3 separate regions of the Homo sapiens genome follow, and all the other regions are linked to region 1. The links are chromatin loops, found by intact Hi-C in ENCODE. Cell type or tissue: mammary epithelial cell. All regions are shown on one strand.

Region 1 (2,500 bases):
TTTGAAAAAAGTCCCCTGCTATTCACTGAGGGGAAACCCACAGCAAAATGCTGATACTCTGTCTCAGCAGAATAATCATCTGCCTCGGGGAATCCTAGAGGGAGATTCAAAAGCTGTGATGGCATAGCATTTTAAGAACATATTTGACTAAAAGAAAGAATTTCCTTACTTATCATGGACTCTGAATACTTTCTGAATATCTTTCTGAGGCTGAAATATTTATTTTTATTTTTCACTTTGATAATATTTCAAAGATTCCCTTGAAAATTAAAATCTCAGTGCCAATCTCACTTTAGAATCATTTTTTCTCTACAATATGATGAAATCATAAATTAGAAAAAAAATACAATGCGCATATAGATATGTGTGTCATATAAGCAGATGTGGATGAAAGTGCTATTTATTTAGAATCTATACAACTTTGGCAACATCTACAAATGCCTAAGAGAGAAAATCTGAGGTTACAATCATGGTATTATGTTTCTAGAGATACTGTAAAGTTAAGCACTGGATTGTGTGACTCTGAAGAAGCGGTAGGGAGACATAAGAACAGCAAGATCTAGAGCCCAAAACGGTGGGAAGTCTGTATCATCCATCCACAATCACTCCCTCGATAAGGCAAAACAGACAGGAACGACTTCCTCTACCTGCCACACTCCAACCCGCTCAGGCTCTCTGTTTTCTTTTCTAACTTCTTCTTCCAAATTTCCCTTGATATTTATTGTAACTGTTTCATTTTATAAAAATTTCAGTTGGGTGCAAACAAGGAGAAGCCACATGTAATAATCTGCCCCATGCCCACACCTGTGTAGAAAGAGGAACTGTCAGTCTCTGGAAGCTAGGGATAATTGAAGAACCAATAGGTCACAGTCTTAGCTGGCTGCTCAGCTCACCTTTGCAAGACTTTCCTGGGTCCTCCAGGACTCCTTGTCCAATTTTATTCTTCATTTGGTTGCTCTAAACCCTTATCTATTCCTAAAATCTTATACCTTACATCCACCCACTTACCAGAGAAGCTGACTGAACATTTTAACAACAATAAAAAAAAAAAAACTCACAAAGACTATTAGTAGTAGTTTCTGTCTGTGTCCCTTTTTCCTATCTCCACACACCTATATCCATAGTCATTCTTTTCTCTCCAAAGGACATGGATATCCCTCTTTTATGGGAATATTCCTCTGGTTGTCCCATAGAACCTTTGGCCATTATTTGTCTTCCACTCCCTCCATGACCTCGTGTCCCTAAAATTTTATTATTTCTCCATTGAAGCTTTCTTCTAAAGTTTGCTCTATCCTAAAGTGAAAAAAAATTTTCCCTCAACATTGCTTCTCTCTCTAAACCACTATCCTGTCTCTTTCTGCCGTTTTAAAAGTGTACCCTCATCATTCTGTTTTCATTGTTTTCAACATCTGCTTGCTCCCTTCCCACTGCAATTTGGCTTGCATTGTCAACACTTCACGAAATCTGCTCTCTCCAAAACGCCAATGCCCTCTAATGGTCAAATTCAATAGAGTCTACTTTTACCCACATTTCAGAGCAATTGACAGATGAGAACATTTATTTCTTGAAAAGCCATTTCTTTTTTGTTGTCCAAAAAACTGCTCTCAAATATTTCCCCTTTCAATCTACCTGTGGACTTCTCAGATTCTACTACCAGCTCTGGCCTTATGGACTTTAATTTGTGGATTCCCTATGGCTGATTTTATTTTTACATTCACAACATATCCTTGATAAGTGAGCTCATGTACTCCTATGCAGTAGTTAGCAATGTTCATCTGCAAGGAAAAAGACCTAACAAAGTTCAGGAGCTTGGCTAAGTAGGGGTTTACTTCTTCTCATGCAACAAGACTAAATCAGATAGGTAGTTGCTGGTGTTCCTTAGAGATCTGAGGTGTCAAAGTGAATTTCTCTCCTTTAGCCAAGATGACTGGTGCATGTTGGCCACCCCTTCCACAGTCCAGGCAAAAAGATGTATAAATAAGCCAAAGTGGAAAAGAGGATAGAGCCTTAAATATGACAGCAGACTTTCTCAAAAATCCCCATTAGAGTTCTATTTATGTTTCATTGACCATAATTGTGTTGCTGGCCACATCTAGATGCAAGGGAGTTTGGGAAAGTGACATTGCAAAAATGATGTGGAAATGTATATGGAGTTAATCAACCTAGAGTATATTTAATAACTTCACCATCCTTAAGAATGCAATAGAAATGATACTGGCTGTGTAAAACATTACTTGATCCCTTATGTGAAAAAACTTAGCACTCTGTCGCCCAAGCTGGAATGGAGTGGTGTGATCTTCGCTCACAGAAACCTCTGTCTCCTGGGTGCAAGCGATTCTCCTGCCTCAGCCTCCTGAATAGCTGGTATTACAGGCACCCCCCACCATGCCTGGCTAATTTTTGTATTTTTAGTAGAGATGGGGTTTCACCATGTTGGAAATCTCTTAGCACTTTGGGTATATTTCTTTTAGAGCATGTATTATATTGCTGTAGTTTTTGT
Region 2 (2,500 bases), 180 kb after region 1:
AATGATGCTGATTTATCCCATTTACTGGTGATGTTCACTTTGATCACTTGGTTTAGATAATGTTTGCCAGTTATTTCTACTATAATGGTATTACTACTCCTTTTGTAACTAATAAGAACCTTGTGGGAAGATACTTTGAGATTATGTAAATCCCTGTTACTTTTCAAACTTTCAATCTAATTAAACCATCTGGCTGATGATCCTTGCCTGAATAGATGATTATGTTTGCTAAATGGTGATTTTTAATTCTATGCTTTTTCACATTTACTTTTTGCCATTGTACTGTAACAAAAGATTTTACCTACCTCCCCTCTCTCCCTTCTTCCCTCCCTCCCTTCTTCCCTTCCTCTCTTCCTCCCTTCCATCTATTCTTTCTATCTAGGTGGACTTATGAATTCTTATTTGGTGAGTTATATTTAAAAAATATTATTTATTATATGCTCAAGTTATCCAAGATTTGGCAAGTGGGAATTCCCTGAAACTGAATCATAAATGCTTTTACATCTCTTCATCATTCTTTAAACATTTTGCTATGTTCTGGCAAATGAAAATATTCCAGGTTCATCATGAGCTGTAAAGGTAAGGCATCTCTGTAAAGGTAAGGCATTACGTTGATGAGTACCTTGCCCCCACACTTTGCCTGTTAAGCCAATTTCAAATGAAGTTCAGGAGTCCTCTTAATTTGCTGGTTTTAGTTTAACATCCCTTCCCTGATGTCTGAGAATAATCTGAAATAATAGTTCATTCTACTACTGTCAACAATATAAGGAATTCAGGAGTGGTCTTCTTTCATATGAAAAGTTGGCAAAAATATATGGACTCCTTAGCATTTTTACAATTTCATAGGGTGTTGTCAGAATAATGAAGCAAACCTATAAATCCAAAGAAAACAGCAAATTTAAAAAAAAAAAAGTATGTTACACTTTTAGCAAGTTCAGTGGAACAGAAAAGTTAGTATATTATCTAAATGTAAAGTTCAAGAACATTGATTATGTGATACACTATTGTGACATATCTGGTGACCTTAAAATTAATATCTTAAGTTTAAATTATTATAAAAGCAGAAGTGAGAGATCCTTTAGGTCCTTTATTCATGGTTTAAAATATTTTACTTGCTAATACACTCTTACCCTACAGGGATGACACTTAAATTTTACTGAGCCATGGAATATAGAGCGAGTTCAAGGCTGAGGAAAGCTGCTGTTTTCAAAAGGATGCCAGTTCTGGGCATGTAGTCAATTTCTGGATAAGTTATCACAGGGAGCCACCTGGAGTGAGTAATGGAAACCTGAGAACCTCCTAGTGTGCGGATCTCTCTCTATATATATCTATATATGTATCATCAATCTGGATATATATATATTTCAGATATTTTATATAATCAGACTTTTTATATATGAACATATATATGAATATATGATTTTTAATATTTTATGTATTTCTCTAAAATATATTTCTAGATACCTATATATTATCTTAAGGAGTCAGATAACTTCTGAAATGATGAAGTCTGTCAATCATTCACTCCTTTGTAAATTATAATATTTTCATTTGATTTTTCACAGGAAATGAGAGAATGCCTTATATGTGTGTTTGTGAGGGTCTGTGGATAAGTATTCATGTGTGTTTTTCTAACAAAAGAGCCACTCTATTATTTAACAATGGAAGTTATTTCTCAATTTGATTTAACATTTATATTTTCCCTAATCTCTTGCCAACTGGAAAATGTATCTATGCTTTTCAATGCTCCAGTTCAATACCCCATCCCACAGAGTTCCCAAGATAACTGTTAGGATTCAATGAAAGATACAGTTTTTCCCAAAAAAGCCAGCATTTTCTTCAAACTGGATTCAGACAGCAGGTAAGGTCAAGGAGTCAACCATACTTAGTTCTGGAACCCCCATCAACCTAATCCATCCATATGAGAAAATGTTCATGCTGGCCTTGAGCAGTGGCTCACGCCTATAATCCTAGCATTTTGGGAGGCTGAGGCGGGTGGATCACTTGAGGTCAGGAGTTCAAGACCAGCCTGGCCAATATGGTGAAACCCCATCTCTACTAAAAATACAAAATTAGCCAGGTGTAGTGGCATGTGCCTGTAATCCCAGCTACTCAGGAGGTTGAGGCAGAAGAACGCTTGAACCCAGAAGACAAAAGTGGCAGTGAGCCGAGATTGCACCACTGCACTCCAGTCTGGGCAACAGAGTGAGACTCTGTCAAAAAAAAAAGAAAGAGAAGAGAAGAGAAGAGACAAAAGAAAAGAAAAGAAAAGAAGAAAGAAAAGAAAAGAGGAAGGAAAAAGAAAAACCTCATACTAATAATAAAACTGCAGGTAAGTTCAAGACTGGTAACTGTGGGCAAAAATGTTCGAACTGAAATAAGGTGAGTTCTACCAACACCTTCCAGTTTTACATACAGAAAATGTGGTTTGCTATATAATCTGTATTACAAACATCTTCCCTCTTCCATTCTGCTGCTTAGAGCCTGAGGGATACTGGAA
Region 3 (2,500 bases), 300 kb before region 1:
ATACAGTTTTCCAATCTATATCCTTTAAGTGGAGAATTTAAGCTATTTATGTTCAAAGTTAATATATATATGTTAGGTTTTGCTCTTGGCATAATGTTATTACCTAGCTGCTTTGTAGTCTCAATTGTGTAATTACTTTATAGGATGTGTGAGCTTTGTACTCACATGTGTTTTACAATGGTGAGTATTGTCCTTTTATTTGCATGTTAGAACTCCTTCAAGCAATTCTTATAGGTACGGTCTAGTGATTAATTCCCTAGCGTTTACTTGTCTGGGAAAGACTTTGTTTCTCCTTCATTTATGAAGCTTAGTTTAGCATGATACAAAATTCTTGGCTGCCAATTGTTTTCTTTAAGAATACTGAAAATAGGACCCTAGTCCCTTCTGGCTTGTAAGTTTTTTGCTGAGAAGTCTGCTGTTAGTCTGAAGGAATTTTCTTTAAATGTGATTTGGTTCTTCTCTCTTGCTGCTTTTGGGATTCTTTCACATTGACACTGGAAAGTCTGATGATTGTATGGCTTGATGATGTTCATTTTGCAAAGTATCTTCCTGGTATGCCCTGAGCTTCTTGTATCTGGATGTGTGTATCTCAAGCAAGGCCAGGGAGATTTTCTTAAATAGGTTTGCCCAATGTTTTACTGTTTCTTCTCCCTCAAGAATGCATATAACTTGTACGTTTTGTCACTATAAATAATCCCATATTTCTTAAAGATTGTTTTCATTTTTTAAAATTTTTTCTTTATTTTTGTCTGACTGGGTTTGCTCGAAAGACCTGTCTTTAAGCTCTGAAATTCTTTCTTCTGTTCGGTCTAGACTATCCTCAAAGCATTCAGCTGTATTTTGTAACTCCTTCAGTAAATTTTTCATTTCCAGAAGCTCCATTTGTTTGGTTTGTTTGTTTTTTCCGATACCTATCTGCATTCACATCCAACACTGCTTTTCTGATTTATTTGTGCTGGTTTTCAACTTTCTCTTAGATCTCATTGAGCTTCCTTACAATCTATATTTTGAATTTTTTAATCTATCATTTCAGAAGTTTCATGTTGGTTAGGATCCATTGCTAGATAGGTAGTGTGATTCTTGAAGGGTGTTACGATACTGTATTTTTCATGGTGCCGGAGTTTTGGGTCCTTTTCACCTGGAGAAACTGTTACTTCTTATTTTTGAATTTACTTTTATTTGGATAGGATTTTTTTTCTAACTATTGAAAGTATGACTGTAGTGTCTGTTGTTTAGGGTTTTTTTGACTTTACTTTTTTAGCCTGGTACACTTCTGTCAGTAGTTTTTGTGTTGTGATGAGCAGTTCAACCTCCAGGCCAGTAGGTGGCACTTACATGTAAGAACTGGCTGCAACAGCAGTTGAGTGTGTGCTTAGTCTTTGCTTATTGAGAGGTGTTCTCTGGTATTTCAGGTGATGGGCTTCTCTGTGGAGTGCCCCTTGCCTTAAGTTCCTTGGTCAGCAGGGAGTGGAGAGGGTGGGGAGGACCAAGCTGGGTAGAGTTGGGCCACCAACTACCAAGCTCACTCATAAATACCCCAGTGACAAGCACAGGCACCAGCCCTGATAGGGGTGGGTGGTTGAGCTCCTGGTGAAATGTGCTGAGGTCTCTGGCTTGTAAGTTTCCGCTTTAATTTTGTCATTTATGAAAAGGGGCTGCACCAGCTCCCTGTCCTGGGCAGGCAGGAATGTGAACTGTTTCTCTGTCACATCCCTGTCCTAGGACTCGAGACTCTCAGTTCAGAAAGACACTGCTATCTCCAGGCCACAATGTAGCTGAGAGCCATGGAAAACACCTGTCCCAAGATCTTCATGGGAGTGACTTTGGGGTGGATATATCTTTGTGGCTCACTTGTACTCTGATGCATGAATACTGCTGCTTTGTATAGAGAGGAGGAGGGGCTCTGCCTTTCAACATGTGTGGGTGAGTGTCACCTGTGGTGGTATTGGCTGGTTGGGTGTGTGGAGGTGCCAGTGGTTGTGGACTGGGCTAGACATTCCTCCAATCCTCAGGCCCCTGGATGGTCCCCTGGATAGTGTGCACAATCCTACAGGGACTAGGGCAGGTCCAGACCAGTGGACTTGTTCTCAGTTCCTCAGGTTTCAGGTGCTGGCTGTGTTAGGGAAGGGAGGGCTAGCTCCCAGGCCACTGGTAGAACACTCAGGCAGGGGCAAGCAAAACACTCAGGCAGCTGTAGAACATTCCATGACAGCTGTGCCAGGGAAGATCACAGGACTTTAGGAATTGGGCTCTCAGGTGGGCACCAGGCCACAGCTGAAATGATTAGGCAGGGGCAGGGCAGTTGTACAGAGTGCCTGTCGACAGGGAGGATAGTCCCCATCAATGAGAGCAGTGGAGGCCAGCAGCTGTCAGGCATGACAGGCCTGCTCAGGCCTCCCTCCCACAGAAACAGTGACAGAATCCACAAAGATGCCCACTCTCCCCACTCCCTCCTTGGCTGGATGTTGGCATTGACAGTGGTGGAAGCCCCAAGGCAGAT

What was found. A loop is a pair of places that touch in the nucleus more often than their neighbours do. Peaks named below come from ENCODE experiments on the same cell type or tissue, not always from the same donor. Only the 100,000 strongest peaks of a DNase experiment are listed, where the experiment ranks them.
Region 2: it touches region 1 in a loop (2.8-fold over the local background); 2 of 110 quality-filtered maps call a loop at or near these places.
Region 3: it touches region 1 in a loop (5-fold over the local background); 3 of 110 quality-filtered maps call a loop at or near these places.

Annotation. Positions count from the first base shown.
Region 1 is chr6:54,696,609-54,699,108 of GRCh38, reverse strand. The region is part of intron 1 of LOC107986606 (a long non-coding RNA gene); the gene reads left to right. Among named protein-coding and RNA genes, the nearest start is that of FAM83B, 150 kb to the left of the region's middle. In mammary epithelial cell, a CTCF peak has its summit at 1,490 (motif pointing left); no DNase peak of the experiment used is centred here; H3K27ac peaks cover 636 bases.
Region 2 is chr6:54,513,967-54,516,466 of GRCh38, reverse strand. No RefSeq gene overlaps it. Among named protein-coding and RNA genes, the nearest start is that of TINAG-AS1, 150 kb to the right of the region's middle. In mammary epithelial cell, a CTCF peak has its summit at 1,282; a DNase peak (open chromatin) is centred at 1,236.
Region 3 is chr6:54,991,826-54,994,325 of GRCh38, reverse strand. No RefSeq gene overlaps it. Among named protein-coding and RNA genes, the nearest start is that of FAM83B, 150 kb to the right of the region's middle. In mammary epithelial cell, a CTCF peak has its summit at 1,313 (motif pointing right); no DNase peak of the experiment used is centred here.